Regions from separate parts of the Homo sapiens genome. Here all the other regions are linked to region 2. The links are chromatin contacts, found by Hi-C or POLR2A ChIA-PET in ENCODE. All regions are on one chromosome and are shown on one strand. Each heading gives the region's core, a stretch centred on a gene start or an enhancer-like site at or near the end of the contact. The rest is flanking DNA. Distances are from core to core; before and after follow the strand shown.

Region 1 (2,861 bases), core at 124-2,623, 310 kb after region 2:
GGTTCCAAAAGTTTTAACTTGTTGGCTCAGGTCGGTAATTTCATCAAGGAACCAACCAATTTCTTTCCATCTCAAATACTCAGTGCTCCCCTAACTGAGGATGAGCTTAGGGAAATATCCAAGGAGTAGGCTGCATCGGGTTATATGACAATAACATATACCTGTGAAGTCTACTAGGCTTTTGTTTTTAGGTAATCCTTCACTGATGAATTTGTCCTGCCGTAAATTGCAGCCTGCCTTTGCTGGCCAGGCATGTTTTGAGAGATGCCCTTGCTATAACCTTTTATGATAATAAACTAGTAATGTTGTTGGGCAGATAACTCAGTTCATCAAGTACCGTAAGAGTTGGTCAGCTGATAATGAAAATAACTATTTAATGTGCATCTCCCTAAAACCAATACCTAACTTCTATTATAAATAAGGAAGAAAACTTTTGATTAGGACTTATCTGGGAAAACGAAACTAAAATTTATGAAGATGATTTTTAAAGAAAAATTTTATTTAACAATTTTTAGGTTATATTACAACTATGTACTAATTTTTTAGAACAAAGAATGAGTCACGTGAACTTTGTTTTTGGTCTTGTTTTTCTGATAAAATATGGTAGCATGATAAAAATTCCTTTATTTGACTTTTATAGCTTGATTATAAAGAGTGCGTTGTTGTGTTATTTGCTTTATTTTTCTCTTCGTTGTGAAAGTCCTGACTCTGCCAGATTTTCAGATGTTTAATGGATTTGCATGTGATTTAAATGGTCCTCTGACATCCCTTTTATCAATTTCGGGAAGTCCATCTTTTGTGAGAATTGCAATTTCAATTAGTTTTGGGTTTGCATTGCACTGGCTAGTATTTATATAATCAACATTCACTGAAAGACTGACCAAAGGGATTACCATAATGGGCAGAGATAGCTGCTGATATTGAAGAGAGAGAGAGCTATTTGGGCAAGTACTAATTTTATGGAAGTCCGTTCATCAGTAAATATTTCTTATTATGATGACTTTTGCAACTCAGTGGGTGGGGATAATTGGATAGTTGGGTAGTAAAGACCCCATCTGCTGAATGTTTGCTATAGAAGGCCACGTCTTTCAGTATATTTCCTGCTCTCTTTCCAGGCTCATGCTTTCAGCAAATACCTGTTGAGTCCTGCCTGACTCCTATGTTGAGTCATAGGGTACTGAGTAAAAATTATTTATGCAGTATCTTGAAATACCTAGCTGAATGGGTTTTTTTAGTCATTGTTTTTTGTTTTGTATTCCCAGTCTGGTCAATCAGAATGACTCACAGGGTACTTCTGTTCTAAGAGTTTATTGTTTTAATGGACAAATGTTTCATTATTTTCAGATCTTTAGCACAAACTGGAAAAAACACCCAGACATTTTCTTTATACCACTTAAAACAACAATACAGTCTGGACCGCAGACATACTGGCTTCATCTCCAACCTCAAATTCAGCCCTCAATATTTGCCTATATAAGCAATGTTTACAGCCTCAGAAGCCAAACAATCTCTTCTTTTAGTTTTTATCTTGATTCCAGGCCCCATACTTTATTCTTATCTGAGAGTCCTTGGAATATTTTCATTTCCTGAAGTTCTGAAAAATGGATTGTCTCTGCTGTGTAGCTCCTCTCTCCTTTCTCTCATTCTTTATAGCTTATTTATGATTTTTTTACTCTGTCTCTGTAGTGCCTTTAGCATTAAAAAGATAGTGATCTACCATCCTGGTGGGTGTGTATTTCTCCTTCTTTGTGTGTGTGTGTGTGTGTGTGTGTGTGTGTGTGTGTGTGTGTGTGGTTTGTATCTAAAGCCATGGTGACTTCTGTATGGCTCTATATGTATATTGATGTAGATGTGGGAAAAGAGTGTAATTCTCATGTGGGTTCTTTAGTTGCATCATAGTATAATTAAAGTGGCATTGGGCCAATCTTCATTTTTCCTTTTATCCTGTGGGTCTCTAACATTCAAAACTTCTGGAGTAGACAAGTAGATCTGCTGGTTTGTGGGCCAGAAATAAATAAATGGTCTACCTTGTTTGATCATGTCATTTTTTATACATTGAATTCTATTTTTCACTTTTAAGCACTTTCCTTAGTAACTTAAGTTCTGAAGATTCTTCTATTTTTATGTAATTTTCTCATCTTTCAGGATCTCTTGGAAGCCAGCATTCTCTTTTGCATAAATTGGTCAAATAAGACTCAATGCTGACAGTTCTTAACAGGCACTCTTTATCTTTTTTCTGTGGAGTGGGAGCTTCTTTAGTCAAGCCCCTTCAATAAGGATAATGTCAAAGAAGTATACCTGTTTCAGCCAGCAGTCTGCTAACAAAGTCTGTTTCATGGCATGACATCATAAAATAGAACATGCTGCTGTATTTGGAGCCTTTGGAGTACTGATTCTTCCATCTTTTCAGTTAGAACTATGTGCATTTACTTTGTAGCAAGAAAGCAGCATTATATCACTCCATCTGGATTGTAGAACTAGAATAAAATTCAGAAAAATCAATAGAGTTCAGAAAACTACAGTAGAAGCCCGCTTAAGTGGTATAGATGAAACTACCAGTTGGCTGCACTTAAATTAGGGAATAGTCATAATAAAAGATATGTACATACTGCAGACATTTTAACACATATAAATTCACTCATCAATATTTTGTTGCGGGGCCAAAGTCTTTGCATCTGTGAGGGGCCACAGTCTGCTTTGTCTCTCCAATTTCATTTCTTTAAAGTGAAGCAAACGTTTAAAGACATGAAACCATCTGAATGTGGGGTTTTACATTTTGATGTTTTTGTTTCCAATATTTTATAATCAAATTTTCACATTTATTGGAACATTAAATTTATTTTTTGCCTTTATTGAGTCAT
Region 2 (3,022 bases), core at 254-2,753:
CGTTGTCAATATGCAGGGTTAAATGAGTTGTTTACTTTACAAAAGTGACATCTTAAATGTGCTTCTAATGTCCTCTTGTTTCATAATATGCTTGTATTATAATACTTAATTAGTCTCTACGGATGACCACGTTCTTAGTTTCAAAGGTTTTTTTGAGGTTCCTGCAGCTGCTAAACTTGGGGTTCCTGAAGTAATATTTCATTTTCGAAAGCTGTTTTTTTTCTTAGACTCCTCTTACAGAATTGCCAGCTCGTCTGCACAGCCTGTCTATTTGAACCTACGTTTATTTTGACCCACCCCAACCCCCAAAGCAGGTGGCCAGGAAAAAATAAAAGGTCCCAACACCTTTTCTTTTGTTTTCTGGATCTCCTCCTTTCCGGAAGCAGGGGGTCAGTGACAGGAACTTTTCGACCCCAGCTTAGTGTCTCTTAATCCCTCTTTAGCCCGTGGAAGCCTCGGAAGGCGTGGCCAGGGCAGGGCATCCAAGCCGAGCGCCGGGGGTTGGCACCGTCTCTCTCCCTGGCACGGCGGAGACAACTGAATACTGAAAGACAAAACCAACACACCGCGAGGAATGAGCCACGCCTCCATCCACGCCACAAAGGCACGTTTCCAAGATCTTTTTAGGATCTTACCCATGTTTTGCAGGGAAAAGCGACACAGACCTGAAGCGCCTTCAGGTTTTTTTTTTTTTTTTTTTTTTTTTTAAGACGACGTCTCCCTCTGTTGCCCAGGCTGGAGTGCAAAGGCGCGATCTTGGCTCACAACCGCCGCCTCCTGGGTTCAAGCGATTCTCCTGCCTCAGCCTCTCGAGTAGCTGGGACTACAGGCACCCGTCACCACGCCCGGCTAATTTTTGTATTTTTAGTAGAGACGGGGTTTCACCATATTTCCCAGTCTGGTCTCGAACTCCTGACCTCAGGTGATCCACCCGTCTCGGCCTCCCAAAGCGTTGGGATTACAGGTGTGAGCCAACGCGCCCTGCCAGCCTTCAGTTATTTTAATGAAGCGATTTTGTACAAATCAGCCAGAGGGAGGGAGAGTGGGAGGGAAGAGGAGGGGTCAGCCAGTCCTTCCAGTTAGGAGAGTCCCGGCTCACTCACTGCTTCTAACTCACTGCTCACTCACCGCTTCTTAGCTTAGGAATCACCTACAATAACCTCGTGTCACTGTATCTTGTGATTTCAAACAAGGAACCCTAAAAACCTGAAGGCACACTGGGTGCCGCTCAACAATAAGGCTCGGCTGCCAAGACGAAAAAAAAATTGCCCTTTCTCCTCCTGCCACCCTGGAGGTGCCAGGTTGTAATCTGCAAATGTATTGTCTGGCCCTTAGGGCTTGACAGTTAATGATTGGTCGCTGAAGGAGCCGAGCGGAGGAGCGAGAGGGACGCGAGCAAGCGAGCGAGGGAGGGAGCGCAGGGCCAGAGCGGAGCCCCAGCCGGCCGCACAGGCACCGCCTCCCGTCTTCCGGGACCCGGCACTTCGGGGGTTTTGGGCGCCGGAGACGCGCAAGGGCGCCGATGGAGGCAGACTCGCCAGCGGGCCCCGGCGCCCCAGAGCCCCTCGCGGAGGGAGCGGCGGCCGAGTTCTCCAGCCTGCTGCGCAGGATAAAAGGCAAACTCTTCACCTGGTGAGTGGAAGGGGCGTGCTGCAGCTCCGCTGGGGCGTGGGGGCGGCTGCGGGCCCTGCGCGCACGTGGACAAGGAGCACACTCTCTGAGGCCCCCAGCAGGGAGGCAGAGGTGGCGGCCGCACGGACTTCGGTTCGGGGCTCAACACGCACACCAGGTATGGTGCGCTTCACCTGGCGTCGGGAAGCACTTGGTGCGTCTCCCTCGGCTCCCGTTTCGAAATCGTGGCGATGTATTTTGGAGGATTTGGGGGGAAACCCACCCTGTGGCACTATTAGGTCGGTCCTCTGGGGCGTTCCGCGGTGGAGGGACGAGGTCCCCGGGGATGCTGTGAAGGAGGAGTGCCCACCTCGGGCTGGGCAGGTGGGTGAGCGCCACTTCCTGGCGCCGGCGCCCTCATTCCATCTGCTGCCGAGCCAGCCAGACTGGGCGCGGTGATTCAAGAGTTGACCGAAGTGAGAAATCCTGGTTAAGTTTTGTGCTGCTGCCGGGTGGGAGACCAGAGCCGGCTCTCTCTTCCTGGGCCTGAGCGAGGTGATATAGCCACCCCCAGGGCTGGGGTCCAGGGAAGCCTGTTTGTGGTATCACTATGCTCTGTGCGAAGTAGGGACAAATGTTTTTAAGGAGTGGGCAGCGACTCTAGAAAGCGTTTCTGTGGTTGCTGGAGGACTTGCACTCTGGAAATGAGAGAACCCAGGACCTAAATAGTGAAAGACATTTATTGGGCACTCGCTCTGTGTCAGGTACTGTGCATAACAATTTATATGGATAATATCAGCTAATCCTCACCACTTTAGGAGATGGTACTATTGTTATATCCACTTTGCCGCTGGAGAAACAAAGAAGGCTAAGCAATTTGCCCAAGGCCACAAGATGATCTTTAAGGGGTGATGCGTTCAAGCCGTAGTCTAAACAGCGTTGGCCACTGACAACTCATGAAACAGATATTTGATTTTTTTTTCATATTAACAAAGCGAATTTCCCTTTAACGATTGTGAAAGATAGTCCTGAAAAGCCATACCATTTTAAAAACGAGATCGATAAAGGTGTAAGCATTTTTTATCATATAAATAGTTTGAAATTGATGCATGTGTTTAAAGGGGAAAGTTGGCCGAAAACCACCTTGTAGCATCCAGTTGTGTATGTCCTGATACATTTGTTAAAAGTTCTCAGCTGGGAGGCAATTCAGTGTAATGGCTAAGGGCACTCACATTCTGGACTCAAATCCTGGCTGGGTGACCTTGGACAAGTCAGTTCTCTGTGCTCCAGTTCCCTCCCTTCCCTCCCTCTCTCCCTCTCTCCTTCCTTCCTTCCCTCTCTCTCCTTCCTTCCTTCCTTCCCTCTCTCCTTCCTTCGTTCCCTCTCTCCTTCCTTCCGTCCTTCCTTCCAC
Region 3 (2,834 bases), core at 178-2,677, 270 kb after region 2:
AGTCTGCTGTAACTACGTGTTGTCATAATAGGTTAATGAATTAAGACATTTATCCCAATACAAGCATACTACCTGCTTTCCACCATATTGGCAGCACCAGTTAAGGACGGTTGTCAAGCCACCGGCACAAAACGTATACATTGCAGAGATGCAGAACAATGCCTGGATGCCTGCCCAAAATTGGTCTCTCCAAATGACAGACTCAATTGATAGTACCAATCTACGGCCCACTGGGGGTTAGCAGCGTATTTTCCTAGGTGGTGGGGGAAAGGGATGAAATGTGGAAAGCTCAGGGCACTGTGCAGAGCAGAAAGGCTGACAACATATTCATTAAACTTGATCTGAAGCAAGTGAGCCCGTGAGGTCGTTCCTGAAATATTCATAAGATGTGTTACCGAACTCGCCGCTTAGAGGTTGAGCATAAACACTGAGTCAGAACAGCCCGTACCCACACTTGGAAAACAAAAAAAAGCACCCACAACAGCTCACCCCACCACCACACTCCACTGCTCTGCTTTTAACAGCCCCGTCAGCTGTCAGCTGTCACTCCCCACTCGGCTGTCCAATTCTACCTGCCCGGGAAAGAGATGCTCCAATATTGAAGTGCGGAGTTTCCCAGCAGTTGGAGGAGGCGCAGCTCAACAGCCCAGCCGACCGCTCCTCCCAGCTCGCTGCGCGGAGGACCCCACAGTCCGGCGGCCCCGCAGCCCGGCTGCCTAGCTCCTCCCTGGAGACCGAAGCCCACAAGGCAAGGGGTTCCCAGGGACCCAGACCAGCCCCTCGCCCCAGCCAGGCCGCCCTTGTCCCGCCTTCCATTTTGGCTCTGTCTGGGATCCCTTCCCCGAGCCCTCGGCGTTAGGTCGCTAGGCGACCTACGCCCGGGCCGAGATGCAAACAGCCTCTCGCGCCGACCTGCAGCCTCTCGGGTGTTAATTGGGAGGACAGGATAGAAGGGGAAATCACTGTCCTGGGTGACCCCGGAGCCCCTGCACCAAGGCAGAGTGCACTTTCATTCCCGTTCCCTCTCTGCCCCCGATGCTTAGCATTTCTGCTGCCTCCCAGGCACAGCGCAGCTTGCGTGATGCCTCGCGTCCTCGCCGCACCTCTCTCCTCCCCAAGGGCATTCGCCCCTACTCCCTAGGCTCCTCTGGGGTCGCCAATCACCTGGACTCTGGCGGCGGTAGGCTCAGCAGCTCCCGGCGCGCGGCGGCGTGGTCTTCATCTCCGCCTTCCCCAGGCGCTCCGGCTACGCGCTCCGCGGCGGCGAGCGACGCGCTCGGTCCCGGGCGCCGAGGCTGGACAGGGGCGGCCGCGGCTGCCGCACTGGCTGCGGGCGCGGAAGGGGCGGGGGCGGGGCAGGAATCTGGGTCGCGTGGAGCGGAGCAAGCCGGGATGCACCCGGGGCGGCTGGCGGCGAGGAGGCGACCGAGAGCAGCGGGGGAGGGCGTGCAGAGGCTTCCCTGGGAGCACGAAGCGGGCGGCTACTGAGCATGCCCAGTCCGGGAGCCGGGGGCGCGGGCGCGGTGCTGGGGGAGAGAGCGCGGCACCCAGTGCCGGAATCTGGGGGGAAAGGGTTAAATCTGCGGACCCCGCTGCTGTGGGAGGTGGCTGGTGTGGCCCAGTTTAATTGCTCCCGGGTGGCCTCCCTGGAGGAGCCCACGACAGGAAGATGGTGAACCTGAGATGACCTGTCAATGGGATTCCCAGACAGTCCGGGCAAGGTGTGTTCCCCGCCCTCTCCCTGGATAATTGTCCAGAAGTCAAACTTTGTTTTAGTTCAGCTCCAACCTCCCTCGTCTCACCGAGCACCCAGTGACTCTTCCAATCCTGATCCCCACCCTTCACCTGCCTTCCCGGGACTGCAGAACCCTATCCCTCACCCCAACCGGCAGCCCCCGCCTTTCCCACTCCTGGCCCAGTCGGGTCAGATTCTCAAAGAGCCAGCTCTTTAATTAGGTGTAATTGAGAGATCGTGTCAATCCTGCGAGGTCCATATCTGCATTTCAACAAGGGCTTTAGAAGCAATACCGTAACCCCGGGGTTAATTATAACAGGATGAATTATAGACACCCTCGTCCGGGGCTGTTTGGGGGAACATTGCTTCGTGGGGCCCCAGAAGCCACTTCATACAGACAGAGAGAGAGAGAGAGAGAGAGAGAGAGAGAGAGAGAGAGAGAGAGAGAGAGAGAGAGAGAGAGAGAGAGAGAGAGAGAGAGAGAGAGAGAGAGAGAGAGAGAGAGAAACCTGTGCCTTCCGGATTGCATTTCATGTTTGATGAAGAACGTTTTCTCCATAGCTAATCAAAAAAGTCTCTTTAATGAGGCCGCATGGGGTTGGGGAAAGACCAAATGAGCTTCGAGGTCGGCGCTTATTTTAGTTTCATTCATCACTCCAAGCCGGTTACCTGACCGTCTTGTGCCTCTGTTTCCTCACCTGTAAAACAAAGGGTGGTTAATACCTACCTCTGCGGGCTGTTGTGAGGATTACTTGGGCAGCTGGCGGCGCGGAGCAGCCTGGATACCAAAGCATCTGCCTGTCCCGCAGTGGATGTTCCCTGAATAAAAGTCTCTGCAGGTTCCACCTCCACTATTCTGTGTTTATGAAAAGTTGGGTTAGTGATAATCCTTAAATGCTGAACATTTATCTTATTTCCTCTTCACATTAAATGACCTTAAAGCCTTGACCTTTCTGATTTTTTTAATCATTGTTAAAAGCATTAGCCACTATTTACTTTTCTTTCTTTTCAGGGAGATATGAAGGATACCTCCCTGAATAAACGTCTTGGAAAAAGATAGACCTTTGGAGGGAAAAGCTTCTCGGGAGAGATTCATTAG

Evidence for each region. Hi-C counts contacts between places; a loop is a spot of excess contacts on that map. ChIA-PET counts read pairs that join two places held with the same protein, here RNA polymerase II (POLR2A). Pooled maps may share reads with other maps.
Region 1: a map of IMR-90 shows a loop between it and region 2 (20-fold over the local background). The contact joins the enhancer-like site here to the promoter of SLC35F2 in region 2. A Hi-C loop is called at or near these places in 1 of 168 maps with a recorded cell type or tissue (IMR-90) and 6 of 50 pooled maps. POLR2A ChIA-PET finds 5 or more read pairs at or near these places in 2 of 52 experiments (PC-9 and WTC11).
Region 3: a pooled map shows a loop between it and region 2 (4-fold over the local background). The contact joins the promoter of ELMOD1 here to the promoter of SLC35F2 in region 2. A Hi-C loop is called at or near these places in 8 of 50 pooled maps. POLR2A ChIA-PET finds 5 or more read pairs at or near these places in 3 of 52 experiments (CD8-positive, alpha-beta memory T cell, H1 and activated T-cell).

The regions. Positions count from the first base shown.
Region 1 is chr11:107,543,748-107,546,608 of GRCh38, reverse strand. All of the region lies in intron 7 of ALKBH8 (alkB homolog 8, tRNA methyltransferase), which reads left to right. Among named protein-coding and RNA genes, the nearest start is that of ALKBH8, 21 kb to the left of the region's middle. Within about 2 kb of position 1,373, at least 4 of the 41 ENCODE cell types and tissues checked have a DNase peak (open chromatin) inside an H3K27ac peak, as active enhancers do.
Region 2 is chr11:107,857,268-107,860,289 of GRCh38, reverse strand. It overlaps SLC35F2 (solute carrier family 35 member F2), which reads left to right and starts at 1,503. Exons shown (of 8, transcript NM_017515.5): 1 at 1,503-1,632. The coding sequence starts at 1,523. It overlaps LOC124902746 (a long non-coding RNA gene), which reads right to left and starts at 1,060. Exons shown (of 2, transcript XR_007062876.1): 1 at 636-1,060; 2 at 1-544. RefSeq lists a silencer at 1,378-1,687 and an enhancer at 1,908-1,977.
Region 3 is chr11:107,589,740-107,592,573 of GRCh38, reverse strand. It overlaps ELMOD1 (ELMO domain containing 1), which reads right to left and starts at 1,427. Exons shown (of 12, transcript NM_018712.4): 1 at 1,165-1,427. RefSeq lists an enhancer at 925-984 and silencers at 1,235-1,374, 1,435-1,544.